Linked DNA regions of Homo sapiens: regions 2 and 3 are each linked to region 1. Evidence: chromatin contacts called from ENCODE Hi-C or POLR2A ChIA-PET data. All regions are on one chromosome and are shown on one strand. Each heading gives the region's core, a stretch centred on a gene start or an enhancer-like site at or near the end of the contact. The rest is flanking DNA. Distances are from core to core; before and after follow the strand shown.

Region 1 (4,294 bases), core at 1-2,500:
CTGGGCTGCCACCTTAGCGCCTCGCGAGGGGCGGAGGGGCCCGGGGAACGAGTCCCGGAGCGAACCCAGCCAGCCTCTGGATTCCCACGGCCCAGGGCTCCGCCGGACATTCCTACCGCCCTCCCCTCGACACCCCACTAAAGACAGAAGAACCGCGGCTCGATCGGGTCCGCGGCGGAAGCGCGGCCAAACGAATGAGTAAGTCAGGCGCGGGCACGGCACCTTGTTTACCCCACTCGGCGGCGCGCCCCTGCGGGCGCCTGGTTTGCGGGCGGCGTCGGAGACGCTGAACCCGGGAGTCAGTCGGCCACGATTGGTCGGTGACTGGGAGGAGGACGCTGGGTGGGAGGGCTGGGAGCCAGGCGTTGCAGTGGCAACTCTCTGCCGCTAGATGCCGCTCCCTCCCAACGGGAGCCGGGCGCGGGTTCGTGGCCGACAGATGGCGCCTGCGCGTTCCATTCGCCTCCAAGTCGCCGAAGAGCGAACACCCCAAACAATCCCGAAGCGCCACCAAAAAAAAAAAAAAAAAAAAAAAAAAAAAAAAAAAAAAAAAGAAAAAAAACCCCGCCGGATCCGACCGCCACTTTCAAAACCCCCCACCGCTCTAGAACCGCGGGAGCTTCCGTCCCTGAGTAGAATTCGAGGGTGTAAAGAAGAGGAAGGGGAAAAATATCTTGTACCAGCCCAGGGGTGAAGAAGCCCCCGGCCTGAGAAAGAAGGAGGAGTGGGGGAGGCGAACAGTCTCGTTGCTGCCTCTGTGTACGCTGAGGGGGGAGGTAAGTTATAAAATGGCGGAGGCGAAGCTTCTAGAAGTTTGGAGGGGCACCCGGAGGGCGCTTGGCCCACCGTGAGGTGTGTATGATTGAAACAGGGCGAGAGAGAGGAGTTGGGAGGGAAAGAGGTTGGGCACTCTGTTGCCATTGAATTTCCCCTCTGCTTTCTTCGCCCCCATGGGGGGCAGCCATGGAACGGGGGGCAGAGTCCAGGCGGGAGGATCTTTCTCGCCCCCGCGGCGCCCCCCGCCCTCCTTTCTCCCTTCTCCCCCCAAGTCGCTACCCCAACACTTCCAAGGAACTTCCAGCCCCCCTTCCTCCCTACCTCCTACTCCTAGAGTGGCTTTCTACCGCAGGGCTCTTCTTTTCGACTACCCTCGCTGAAGATTTTCTCTTCCTTCCCTCGCCCAACTCTCCCTCGGGGCCTCTACGGAGACCCCCCCCCCCCATGGGTGGCCCAAAATGGAGAACGCGGAGCAGCGCAAGATGGAGGCTCCGCTTCTCTGTGTAGCAGTAGATTTAGGTTCCTTTTCTCCGGCAGGCTCCTAAGCCTAGGAGAGCCCGAACTGGAGGTGGGGTGGGGTGCGAGCCGTAGTCGGGGGAGGAAAGCCGGGAGGCTGTGGTTGGGGTGGGGGAGAGCGCGGTGTCGCGGTGAGGGGAAGGCAGAGAGCAAAATGGTGGTGCTGGGAACCTAGGGGGGAGGGGAGAAAGGAGGCTCAGTTGTGTATATTTGGGCCTCGGACCGAGGGAGGCGAGGGAAAATCTACTCTGATCACACCCCTCCCTCGTGCCCCCTCCCTTCTCCCTTCCCCTCCTCCCTTCCCTCCCTCCCCCCTCCCTCCCTCTCTTCCTCCCTTCCTAGAGAGGGAACAACATTCATGTGACGGGCCCCTCTGCTTCTCCCCCGCCCCATCATCTCCAGCGCGTGGTGGGGGAACTGCTGGGGAAGGCGATTGGCATCGATCTCTCCATCCCTTCCGAGGCCCGACTTCGGTCAGTTTTCTTCGGGCAACAATTTTCTAAATTGGCTGGGGTCTGGCGGTGTTGGCCCCCGCGCGCAGACCTTGCCCCGAAGGGGGCCCTGCCTGCCTGGCATGGGCGGAGGGGGGAAGGGCGGGAGTGGAAGGCTGTTTGTTGGGGGGTTTTGGCGCCACTTTTGTTTTAGTTTTAGTGCTGCTTTTCATTCCCACCCCCACCCGCACTGTCTTTCTCAAGGCACGAACTGAGCTGATCCTTGCCCCAGGTAGGCAGCCTGTGCGTTTTCACTCCACACTTTTATTCTTGCTCGGGGTCGACTTTCTTTTTTCTTCTCCCCTGGATCCGGAGATCTGCGGACGGCGATTTTGGGACGAAAAGGGTCGGATGGGCCGTGGGAGAGAGAAGGTGTGGGAAACAGCATCAAGTAGTTCCGCAAAACTTTGAGCCCCGTTCCCATTTTCTTTTGGCCTAGAATTGTGAACGTATTGTTGATTTCGGCCTTTTTTTCCCCCCGTCGCGAGAATGTCTTGTTTTGCCTTTAGTTTTTTATAAACCGCTGTACTTTCGACATTTAGTTTCCGCTCCCCCTTGGTGCATATGTCATTTTATTTTTAATCCTTAACTGTAATGGGTTATCGTGTGATTTTCGTGCTTCAGTGCTCGGCTTTAATTTTTAATATTGTATTAGTAGTTTCATCCGGTTTGTGAGACTTTCTCTTCCGTGGCCTAGAATGTTTTTTATGTTGTTGCCTACCACCCCTCTTCCCTCTCCCTCCTTCTTTCTCTTGGATGTAGTTTTTAAATTGAGGGCCATGGTGTTGGATTAAATGGTAATTTACAGTTTACATGATATATCTATTGGAAACTTTTGATCTGTAAGGTTAGATTTAAAGTAAACGAGGCGCTTGTGTTGGTTTGCAATGGTTCCTTAAAATGCGCGGGCCACCCCCTTCTCCCACCATAAAGCCCCATCTTCCCTTCACACTGGAGTGTAAATTCCATACCCCTTTTCTCCCACGGACCGCCGTATTTCGCAGCAGCCACACCCTGTATTTGTCTCTGTGGATTGGACTCATTATCAGCTTAATTTAGTGACTCTTAAACCACCATGATGGGACTTGCTTAAGCACGAAGCTTCTTTTCCTGTTTAGTCCTAGTGGTTAGTGTCGAAAGAGGAATCATCGAGGTTTCTTGATGAAACCTAGTGCGGTCCAACCTCTGCCTTTTTTTCTGTTGTCTTTTTTCCTACTCCGGGCTGTTGGCGGTGTCAGCACCGCTGCTGGGGGCGGGGGTGGAGGGGAGAAAGAGTCGGGTTACCGAAGTGCGTCATTCCTGGCTCTAGCAGGGCCTGCTCGGGAGCTGCTGGTGTTTGTTACTGTCCTCGCAGCACTTTTCTGCCAACCTTCTCTCTCTGCGTATTGGTTAGGAGCAAAAGCAGGAGGCGGTCTCCTAATTCTGTCTGTAGCCTAGCGCGTTGCGTTTAAGGGTATATCTGAACTTATTTTGTTAAAAAAAAGGCTCTGGGAAGTGGATGCATTTGTTTAATGACATATAATTCAGGTAGTTTAGGCTTGCTCTCATATACTTTCCGATGAACAGTGGGGTTAATTTTCAACATTTTCAACCACTTAACGTTAAAATGCCTGGTTTTCTTTCTACATTGATATCAATCTATAATTAGGGATCAGAAGGACCAGTTTAAGGTATATAAGTGTTCAGCAGTTTTTCAAGTGGTTGAATTGCAGTTTTATGACACATTATGTTAAATAGTCGATTTTTTTTTTTCATTTTGAACTAAGGTGCCACGTTAAGTAAGTTAATTGCAGATGTTTAAGTTCGTTTTCATCACATTTCCCTATTTGTCTTTTTAGGTATAATTTTAAATATGCCCTTTGGGTTTATGGACTTCATTAAAATTCTTAAAGATGGTTATATCTTTGTGTTTAACTGAATTCTTAAATTTATCACCTACCAAAGAATTGTGTAAGGCGTAAGGCGGCTGTATAGTTACATTGTTGGATTTTGACTTAACATGCTAGTTTTTGATACTTTTGCTATCTTTGGGTAGAAGTGTACTTAGAGAACATAGTATCTTCCTCTTAATTCTTTTTGAAGATAATAATGAGAGGAGGGAGTGGGTAGGAGGTAGGTGTGAAGCAGAAGTGGCCTTGAGTTGATTATTGTAGCTGGATGAATACAGAAGCGCTCATTGTTACTATTATTCTCTCTACTTTTGTGCGTGCTGTTAAACATTTCCATAGTTTAAGATAAACTTTTTTTGCAGTAGAATTTCCAGATTGTCTTACAGTCTTGGGGGTAATGACTTAAGTTTATATTTACATGTCAAAATTACTTGCATAGGAAATTTAGCCTTGTGTAAGTGATTACACAATGCTTGGCAAAACTTTCAAAAAAAAAAAAACGTTTAAACGGGAACTAGTATAAAACAGGCAACATAAATACTTATAAATTGGTTGAACTTTAAATGTTTATAACTTAGCCTGAATGTGCTCTACTTTTAGTTTCCTTTTTAATTCTTTGAA
Region 2 (4,294 bases), core at 1,012-3,511, 230 kb after region 1:
CAACTCGTGGCTAGAGTAAAAAAATAAAAAACAATTTAATTTTTTGTAAATTGTATTTTTTTTTAGAGACAAGGTCTTGCTCTATTGTCCTTTTTCTCAGGCTGCATTTGAACTCCTGGGCTCCAGTGATCCTCTTGCCTCAGCCTCCGCAAGTAGCTGAGACTACAGTCACGAGCCACCAGTCCTGGCAATAGTTGAAATATATTTTAAAAGTCTAACAGTTCTTCCTTTTCTTTCACTGATAAGCACTATGATGAAATACCTTGTGATGACACAAATGGATTCCAAATCCAATCCATTTTTTTTTTGAGACAGTGTCTGGCTCTGTTGCCCAGGCTGTAGTGCAGTGGTACAATCTCAGCTCACTCCACCTGCAACCTCCACCTCCCAGGCTCAAGCCGTCCTCTCATCTAAGCCTTCCAAGTAGCTGGGAATACAGGTGCACACAACCACACCCGGCTAATTTTTTATATGTTTTGTACAGATGGGGTTTTGCCATGTTGCCCAGGCTGGTCTTGAATTCATGAGCTCAAGTGATCCGCCTGTCTCGGCCTCCCAAAGTGCTGGGGTTACAGGCATGAGCCACCGTGCCCAGACCCAATCCAAATTTTTTAATGTCAAGCACAGTATTTCAAAATAATGATGATGCTGTAATTTTCAGAACACATGGGCAGTCATCATGTGGCTAGCTTGGATGCCTCTAAGACAGCATATCAACAGCAGACAGACATATGTGAAGATATGAATTTGGGGCCGGTACACGGAGCTGGGCCTACTGGCATTTTCTCTCCTCATTCCCTCCCCTAGTCTCAAATAGATGACGTGGTGGTTGATCACTTCCTTGGGTATACTCAGCATGAAACAGTGAAGCAGTGAGGGACAGAAGTTCCTTTAGTGCTGGCTGGCTGTGGAGACGGGAGGGCAAAATTCTAGATTCTGTTCTACAGAGCCTGCCCTCTGCAAAAAAGCCCAGCTAAGTTGCTAGCAGCTGGTGGTGACTGGCATGAAGGCTCTGGCTCCCTCAAGCTCTGCCTGACTGCCCCAAACCCTGAGGGAATCAATAATTCTTGCCCTACTTATAATCCCTTGACAGTACCCCAGTGTCTCAAGGTCCTTCAATTGGGAAGCTCTGCTTTATTAAATCTTTCACTAGAACTACACAATGGGATGGGAGAAAGACTTGCCATTTTAGGCCTTCACAAGAGGGGCATCCCACATGCAGTCACTCTCCCTCAACCTCTCTCTCTAAAGTCCCTCTGGCTTTCCCACCGTCTTCCTCGGGAAGCTATAGCCTAGTCTTCTCCTCAAGAGAAAGAGTTCTAGTGTGTTCTGGTTTCTTTGTCTAGAGGTAGAGGGAGGCTTGCTGCTACCTAGGCTTGGGGGCTCTGGGGCTGAGGCCTGTGGGTGTCGTGGCCTGCCATTCCTCCTGTGGTTACCCCAACACCTCTAAAAGCTTCTGCTGTGCCAACGCAAGCTTCACTCACTAAAACATCACAAATGGGGCTGGACTGCTGGACTCCTAGCAACACTGTGTTGTAGCAACCGTGACAACAGCTGAAGGAAACAGTTCCTACGTGAACAGATTAGGCTTCCAGATTTTTCTCCTTAAGGCAACAGAAGCCAGTAGTGACCCCCTGAAATGAGTATGCACCCCTGCGATTCACAGAACTCTTGTGAGAGGGTGCACTCTAGAGAGGGAAGAAGCATATTCTAATGATAGCTAAGCGAAGGGCTAGGGATAATTTAATTAGACAAATAACCGAAATTTGTTTTACTTTAAGCTAGGTAAGTGGTATATATATTTTTACACTTCAAATTTGTTATTTCCTGAAATGCAATTGCCTTCAATTATTATTGGCTTCTAGCACAAGCGGCCTTAACATAAATGTAATGACGTATTAAACTAGTGAAACAAAGTGGGCTGTTCTCGCTGATAATCTTGCCTGTTGTAGACTTCAAATCTCATTCCAAACCTCACTTTCCTGAGGAAGTGCTCTGCTAATTCCTGCTCTGGCAGCTTATTTAATCCTGGGTGCCCTTGGAAAAGTGAACAAAACTTCCGAGTTTTTCTCATATTTGTTCGTCTGTTCAAATTTGTAGTAAGTCACTCAGCTTACTGAAGTGCTCCTCCTTCTATGCCTCTGGTTTGCCTGAGGAACACGAAGACAACAGCCAAGTACAAAGGAATGTCGGAACCAGGGTCAGGCCCTGGGAGTTGCCTTCTTTTCTTCTCCCCGGAATTAAAAATATCATTTAGGTCATGAAACTGCTACCTGGGTTAACAGCCAAGTCCCTGTCTACCCGCAGCTGTGCTGGCATTTCAGCTGACCAATCTCGCTATTCATTTCTTGTTAACTCTTACTTTTCCTCCCCTATGCTCCCCTAATCACTTTAAGCTTTTCCCGCCATAGCACTTAGCACCCTGGTTATATCTTTTTTTTTATTTCTAATATCTTTCACGCTACACTAAAAGTTCCAGGAGCACAGGGTCACTGACTAGCTTATTTTTCACTATGTCCCTAACATCTAGCCCAGGGTCTGCCGGGCATAGAGCCAGCAGTCAGTAAATATTTGTTGCACACATAAACAAAACTCTATTAGGCTTGGGGACTTGAGCAATTATTTTCTTTTCTCTAAGCCTCAGTTTCCCTATCTGTAAGATGAGGGCTCTGTAGATATTCTTCAAGGTCCTTTATAGTACTGACATTTTATGGTTTACTTTCCTCAAATGTCAATCCCATTCTCAGTGGATTCAAAACATTCCTCACTGATGACTTCATCTTCCACTTCGATGATATCAAAATTGCCCAAAGTGAGATCTTGCAATATATCCTGTCCATTTCTAAATTATTTTGCATAGCCACCTCTTCTGTCTTCTATTACCTCTTGTTTCAAAGAAGAAAGATTTCTCCATTCATAATTCCTGCCCTTCCCCTCTGTTTTCCTCTGGGATCTTACCTTCATCCATTCATTCAACAATTATTTGTTGAGCACCTACCATGTGCCAGATGCTATACTAGGTACCCAGAATAGAACTATAGGCAAATCAAATCCCTTTTATTCAAGAGTTTATACTCTTCCTCTATAATATCTCTGCAGATGCTCTCAAATCTTTATCTTCAGCTTGGATACTTTTCCAAAGCTTCAAACTGTAATATTCCGAGTTTCTTTTGGTCATCTCCACATGGATGTTCCATCAATCCCTCATATCATTTGTAGCATATCCCAAATTAAACTCTTCTCACCAAACTGTTTTTTTCTTCTTATCGAGAGTCTTACTTTGGTTAATGATTCTATCATGGTCTGAGCCACTGATATTTGAGAACCTAGAGTTATAACTGCTTTCCTTAGTTTCACTGTCTGTACAAGGCTGAAATGGCTTTCCAAAAGATATTCACATCTTAATCTCTGGAACCTGTGAATGTTACATTATATAGCAAAAGGAACTTTGCAGATGTGATTAAGACTCTTGAGATGGAAAGATTATTCTGGATAGGCCTGTGGACAAGTGTCCCTTATAAGGACAAGCATCTTTATAAGGGAGAGGTAAGGACATTTGACACGGAAGAGGAGAAGACAATGTGACTATGGAAGCAGAGACTGGAGTGATGTGGCCAAAGAATGCTGGTAGCTACTAAAGCTCAAAGAGGCAAGGAATAGATTCTCCCCTGGAAGCTCCAGAACTAGCCCTGCTGACATCTTGATTTTAGCCCCATAAGACTCATTTTGGACTTCTGGCCTCTAGAGCAGTAAGATAATAAATTTCTATTTTTAGAGATAGAAATTTAAAAATCTTTCTATTGTTTAAACCCACTAAGTTTATGATAATTTATTATAGCAGTCATAGGAAGTTAATACATGATCCTCCCTCAAATCAGTTGCCAAGTCCTTTAAATCTACTTCCACAATGTCTTCCAGATCCATTCTCCCCTCACTGTCTCTACCATTACTGCCCTAGTTCAAGCACTCATCACCTTTATCTGGTGTTACTAAAGTAGCTTTCTAAAAACAAAGTATGGTTCCTAGCTGGTATAAGACCCTCCATAGTTCTTATACCATAAACTTCTGCTTGAACACTTCCAGAGATGAGGAGCTTCCTGCCTATGATGCCATCAATATGATTATTAGACAACTCAAGTAGTTTGAAAGGTGTCCCAGTAATTTCTTTCTATTAGGCCTAGTTCTACCCATCCTGTGGGCTTCTCCCTACCAGATCCTGAGGACCTACTGCTAACTTTTCAGGTTCCAGCCTCTATTTCTGTCTTCCCTGTGGAGTTAACTTGGGTAGGTTGAA
Region 3 (4,294 bases), core at 1,186-3,685, 160 kb before region 1:
AGTTCGAGACCAGCCTGGCCAACATAGTGAAACCTCATCTCTACTAAAAATACAAAAATCAGCCGGGCGTGGTGGTGCATGCCTGTAATCCCAGCTACTCGGGAGGCTGAGATAGGAGACTCGCTTGAACCCAGGAGGCGGAGGTTGCAGTGAGCTGAGATCATGCCATTGCACTCCAGCCTGGGCGACAGAGGGAGACTCCGTCTCAAAAAAAAAAAAAAAAAAAAAATTAGGCAGGCGTGCTGTTGAGCACCTGTAGTCCCAGCTATTCAGGATGCTGAGGTAGAAGAATTGCTTGAGCCCGGGAGGTCAAGGCTGCAGTGATTTTGTCACTGCACTGCAGCCTGGATGACAAGGTGAGACTCAGTCTCAAAAAAAAGGAAAGAAAGAGAGAGAGAGGGGAAGGAAGGAAGGAAGGAAGGAAGGAGAGAGGGAGGGATGGAAGGAGGGAAGGAGGGAGGGAGGAAGGAGGGAAGGAAGGAGGGAAGGAGGGAGGGAGGGAAGGAGGGAGGGAGGGAGGGAAGGAGGGAGGGGGAAAGGAAGGAGAGAGGGAGGGATGGAAGGAGGGAAGGAGGGAGGGAGGAAGGAGGGAAGGAAGGAGGGAAGGAGGGAAGGAGGGAGGGAGGGAAGGAAGGAAGGAAGAAAGGAAGGAAAGAAAGAAGGAAAAGGAAAATTTAAAGTTTGCCAATCCTTATGCTAGAGAACTGTTCCCATTTGTTCAGCTCATCTGGAAGGATAATAGATGGCAAAAAATAGCATAAAATTTAGTTTGTGGCCATAATCCTCACAACAACCTGTTGATGTAGGGTGACATTCTCATCACATTCACAGATGAGGAAACTGAGATACAGAGAAGTGAAGTGACACAGCTAGTAAGTGCCAGAACCAAGATCTGGCCCCAAGCAGGCTGGCTTTATAGACTGGCTCCTATCTACTACAGAGAACTGTCTCCTTTGTAGAGCAAGGCTAGACATGCAGCCTTTATACAGCCTCCACCCTGCCAGTGTTATCACGATTCCGGAGTTCATTGAGGCCTCAGCTGGACTAAAGCAACATGCTCCAGTGCAACATCTGGACCCTTGCAGACAAATAATTGCACTATTCTTTACATCCTGTCTAAGTTCCCTTGTCACATCTGTGAGGAAGGCCTCCCTGTTCTACTTTCCTCAGCCATACTCTCCACACATAGAAAAGGACAAAGACTTAGCTACTTAGGAACATCACTTGGCTGCAGTGAGCTATGATTGTGCCATGCACTCCAGCCTGGGTGACAGAGCAAGACCCTGTCTCTAATAAGAAAGAACAAAGAATTTCATAAGTAATACTTATTCATTCACTATTATTAAATTCTAGCATTTTCTTCTATCTGCTTCAGAATTTCGTTTATTAAAAAATAAAATATAGGCCGGTCTCGGTGGCTCATCCCAACACTTTGGGAGGCCAAGGGTGGGGTGGATCACGAGGTCAGGAGTTCAAGACCAGCCAGGCCAACATGGTAAAACCTCATCTCTACTAAAAAAATTAATAATAATACAAAAATTATCTAGGCGTGGTGGCACACACCTGTAATCTCAGCTACTAGGGAGGCTGAGACAGGAGAATCACTTGAACCTGGGAGGCAGAGGTTGCAGTGAGCCGAGGTTGCACCACTGCACTCCATCCTGGGAGACAGAGTAAGACTTCGTCTCAAAAAAAAAAAAAAAATTGGCCAGGGCGGTGGCTCACGCCTGTAATCGCAGCACTTTGGGAGGCCGAGGCGGGCGGATCACGAGGTCAGGAGATTGAGACTATCCTGGCTAACACGGTCAAATCCTGTCTCTACTAAAAATACAAAAAATTAGCCGGGCATGGTGGCAGGCGCCTGTAGTCCCAGCTACTCCGGAGGCTGAGGCAGGAGAATGGCGTGAACCCAGGAGGCAGAGGTTGCAGTGAGCCGAGATCAAGCCACTGCACTCCAGCCTGGGCGACAGAGCAAGACTGCGTCTCAAAAAAAAAAAAAAAAAAAAAAAAAAATTAGCTGGGTGCCGTGGCAGGCACCTGTAATCTCAGCTACTCGGGAGACTGAGGCAGGAGAATCGTTTGAACCTGGGAGGCAGAGGTTGCAGTGAGCCCAGATCATGCCATTGCACTCCATCCTTGGCAACAAGAGCGAAACTCCATCTCAAAAAAAAATTAAAATTAAAATTAAAAAAATAAAAAATAATAATACTAAAATATAGCCCCAGTTGAAAATCCCTGTTCACTTCTGTATCTCTTTTCCTTCTCTCTCCAGCGGTAACCACTATTCTGAAATTGGAGCTTATCTTTCCTGTGCGTGCCAGAACTCTTAACTAGCCTGCCTTTTTTTTCTTTTTAAAATTTCATCATCCAGCATAGGCAAGAAATACTAGCTTTTCAAGTTCATATAGTCTCTCCAATCATTTTCATCCCTCCTCTGATGAGATATCCTTTGAACCTGGTTGTTTGGAGTTCAGTGTCTTTGTTCATGGTGATCTTAATCTATTCATAAGAGTGGTTGCCAGGCAAGAAAGGGGGATGGAAGTAAACAGAACTAGTGTCACGTCTGAGTCATTAGTCGGCCACAATTAAGTGCTTCCTATCTCAGTCTGTGACATCCAGCTGCTACTCACAGGGCCAAAGCAAATATAGCAGGGGCACTTCCTATGAGGGCCTTTGTTTAAGTGGTGTTCCAGAGTGCATGCTGTACTGGGTAAGGCAACCCACAGCAGATGAAAACATCTTGATCAAAGGGATGAGGAAGGAAGGAAACCAGAAGTCACAAGTAAGAAGCAGTGACAAGCATTGTCTTCCAAGAATCATCTTCAGTTTTCCAAAAGGAATAAGTTTAGGCCTGATGTGGTGGCTCATGCCTATAATCCCAGCACTATGGGAGGCCCAGGCCGGCAGATCACTTGAGGTCAGGAGTTCGAGACCAGCCTGGCTAACATGGTGAAACCCCATCTCTATTAAAAATACAAAAATTAGGCAGAAGTGGTGGCTCACACCTGTGGTGCCAGCTACTCAGGAGGCTGAGGCAGGAGACTTGCTTGAACCTAGGAGGCGGGGGTTGCAGTGAGCCAAGATTGGGCCACTGCATTCCAGCCTGGGCAACAGAGCAAGACTCCGTCTCAAAAAAAAAAAATAGTTTAGGGGTTACAAGATGGTAAGGTCAGAAACTGGTCAGAAAATGAAAGGCAAGATAAGTTGAGGCAAACAGCTCAAGACCTGGGCTGAACTGAAAAAAGAGGAAAGGGCATGGTGGCTCAGGCCTGTAATCCCAGCACTTTGGGAGGCTAAGGTTGGTGGATCACCTGAGGTCAGGAGCTGGAGAGCAGCCTGGCCAACATGGGGAAAACTCGTCTCTACTAAAAATACAAAAATTATACGGGCGTGGTGGCATGTGCCTGTGGTCCCAGCTACTCAGGAGGCTGAGGTAGAAGAATCGCTTGAACCCAAGAGGTGGAGGTTGCAGTGAACCAAGATTGCTCCACTGCACTCCAGCCCAGGCAAGACAGCGAGACTCCAAAAACAAAAACAAAAACAAAAAAAAAAACAAGAGGAAAGAGTAATAGGGACCTATGCTGCGTGTCCTTTATTGATTTGCTCCTCTAGATCCACTCTCTTTTTTTTTTTTGAGACAGATTCTCACTCTGTCACCCAAGCTGGAGTGCGGTGCCTCGATCTCAGCTCACTACAACCTCCGCCTCCTGGGTTCAAGTGATTCTCCTGCCTCAGCTTCCTGATCAGGTGGGATTACAGGTGCGTGCCACCACGCCCGGCTAATTTTTATATTTTCAGTAGAGACGGGGTTTCACCATGTTGGTCAGGCTGGTCTCGAACTGCTGAGCTCAGGTGATCCACCCGCGTTGGCTTCCCAAAGTGCTGGGATTACAGGTGTGAGCCACCGCGCCTGGCCTAGATCTGCTCTCTTCTCTGTTCTGTACTCTGGGAGACTGACCTATGTACATCACATCAGTGAGCTCCATTGCCTCTGGCTTCCAGCTGGGTTGGTTTGTTTGTCTGTCTGTCTGTTTGTTTGTTCTGTTTTGTTTGAGACAGAGTCTCACTCTTGTTGCCCAGGCTGGAGGGTAATGGCACAATCTCAGCTCACCGCAACCTTCGCCTCCAGAGTTCAAGCGATTCTTCTGCCTCAGCCTCCCGAGTAGCTGGGATTACAAGCATGCACCACCATGCCTGGATAATTTTGTATTTTTAGTAGAGACGGGGTTTCTCCTTGTTGGTCAGGCTGGTCTCAAACTCCTGACCTCAGGTGATCTGCCCACCTTGGCCTCCC

What was found. A loop is a pair of places that touch in the nucleus more often than their neighbours do. ChIA-PET counts read pairs that join two places held with the same protein, here RNA polymerase II (POLR2A). Pooled maps may share reads with other maps.
Region 2: a loop to region 1 is called in a map of gastrocnemius medialis, with 3 times the contacts of the local background. The contact joins the enhancer-like site here to the promoter of STAG2-AS1 in region 1. A Hi-C loop is called at or near these places in 2 of 168 maps with a recorded cell type or tissue (CD4-positive, alpha-beta T cell and gastrocnemius medialis) and 7 of 50 pooled maps. POLR2A ChIA-PET finds 5 or more read pairs at or near these places in 2 of 52 experiments (HEK293 and WTC11).
Region 3: a map of Caco-2 shows a loop between it and region 1 (14-fold over the local background). The contact joins the enhancer-like site here to the promoter of STAG2-AS1 in region 1. A Hi-C loop is called at or near these places in 1 of 168 maps with a recorded cell type or tissue (Caco-2) and 6 of 50 pooled maps. POLR2A ChIA-PET finds 5 or more read pairs at or near these places in 1 of 52 experiments (activated CD4-positive, alpha-beta T cell).

Annotation. Positions count from the first base shown.
Region 1 is chrX:123,960,091-123,964,384 of GRCh38, forward strand. It overlaps STAG2-AS1 (STAG2 antisense RNA 1), which reads right to left and starts at 1,251. Exons shown (of 2, transcript NR_130770.1): 1 at 1,099-1,251. STAG2 (STAG2 cohesin complex component) reads left to right here and starts at 1,616. Exons shown (of 35, transcript NM_001042750.2): 1 at 1,616-1,766. RefSeq lists enhancers at 1-497, 26-215, 1,196-1,245, 2,674-2,773, 2,864-3,123 and a silencer at 1,566-1,705.
Region 2 is chrX:124,192,875-124,197,168 of GRCh38, forward strand. No RefSeq gene overlaps it. Among named protein-coding and RNA genes, the nearest start is that of TEX13D, 140 kb to the right of the region's middle. Within about 2 kb of position 2,262, at least 2 of the 41 ENCODE cell types and tissues checked have a DNase peak (open chromatin) inside an H3K27ac peak, as active enhancers do; they include gastrocnemius medialis, where a contact is called at or near this core.
Region 3 is chrX:123,801,101-123,805,394 of GRCh38, forward strand. No RefSeq gene overlaps it. Among named protein-coding and RNA genes, the nearest start is that of XIAP, 57 kb to the right of the region's middle. Within about 2 kb of position 2,436, at least 5 of the 41 ENCODE cell types and tissues checked have a DNase peak (open chromatin) inside an H3K27ac peak, as active enhancers do.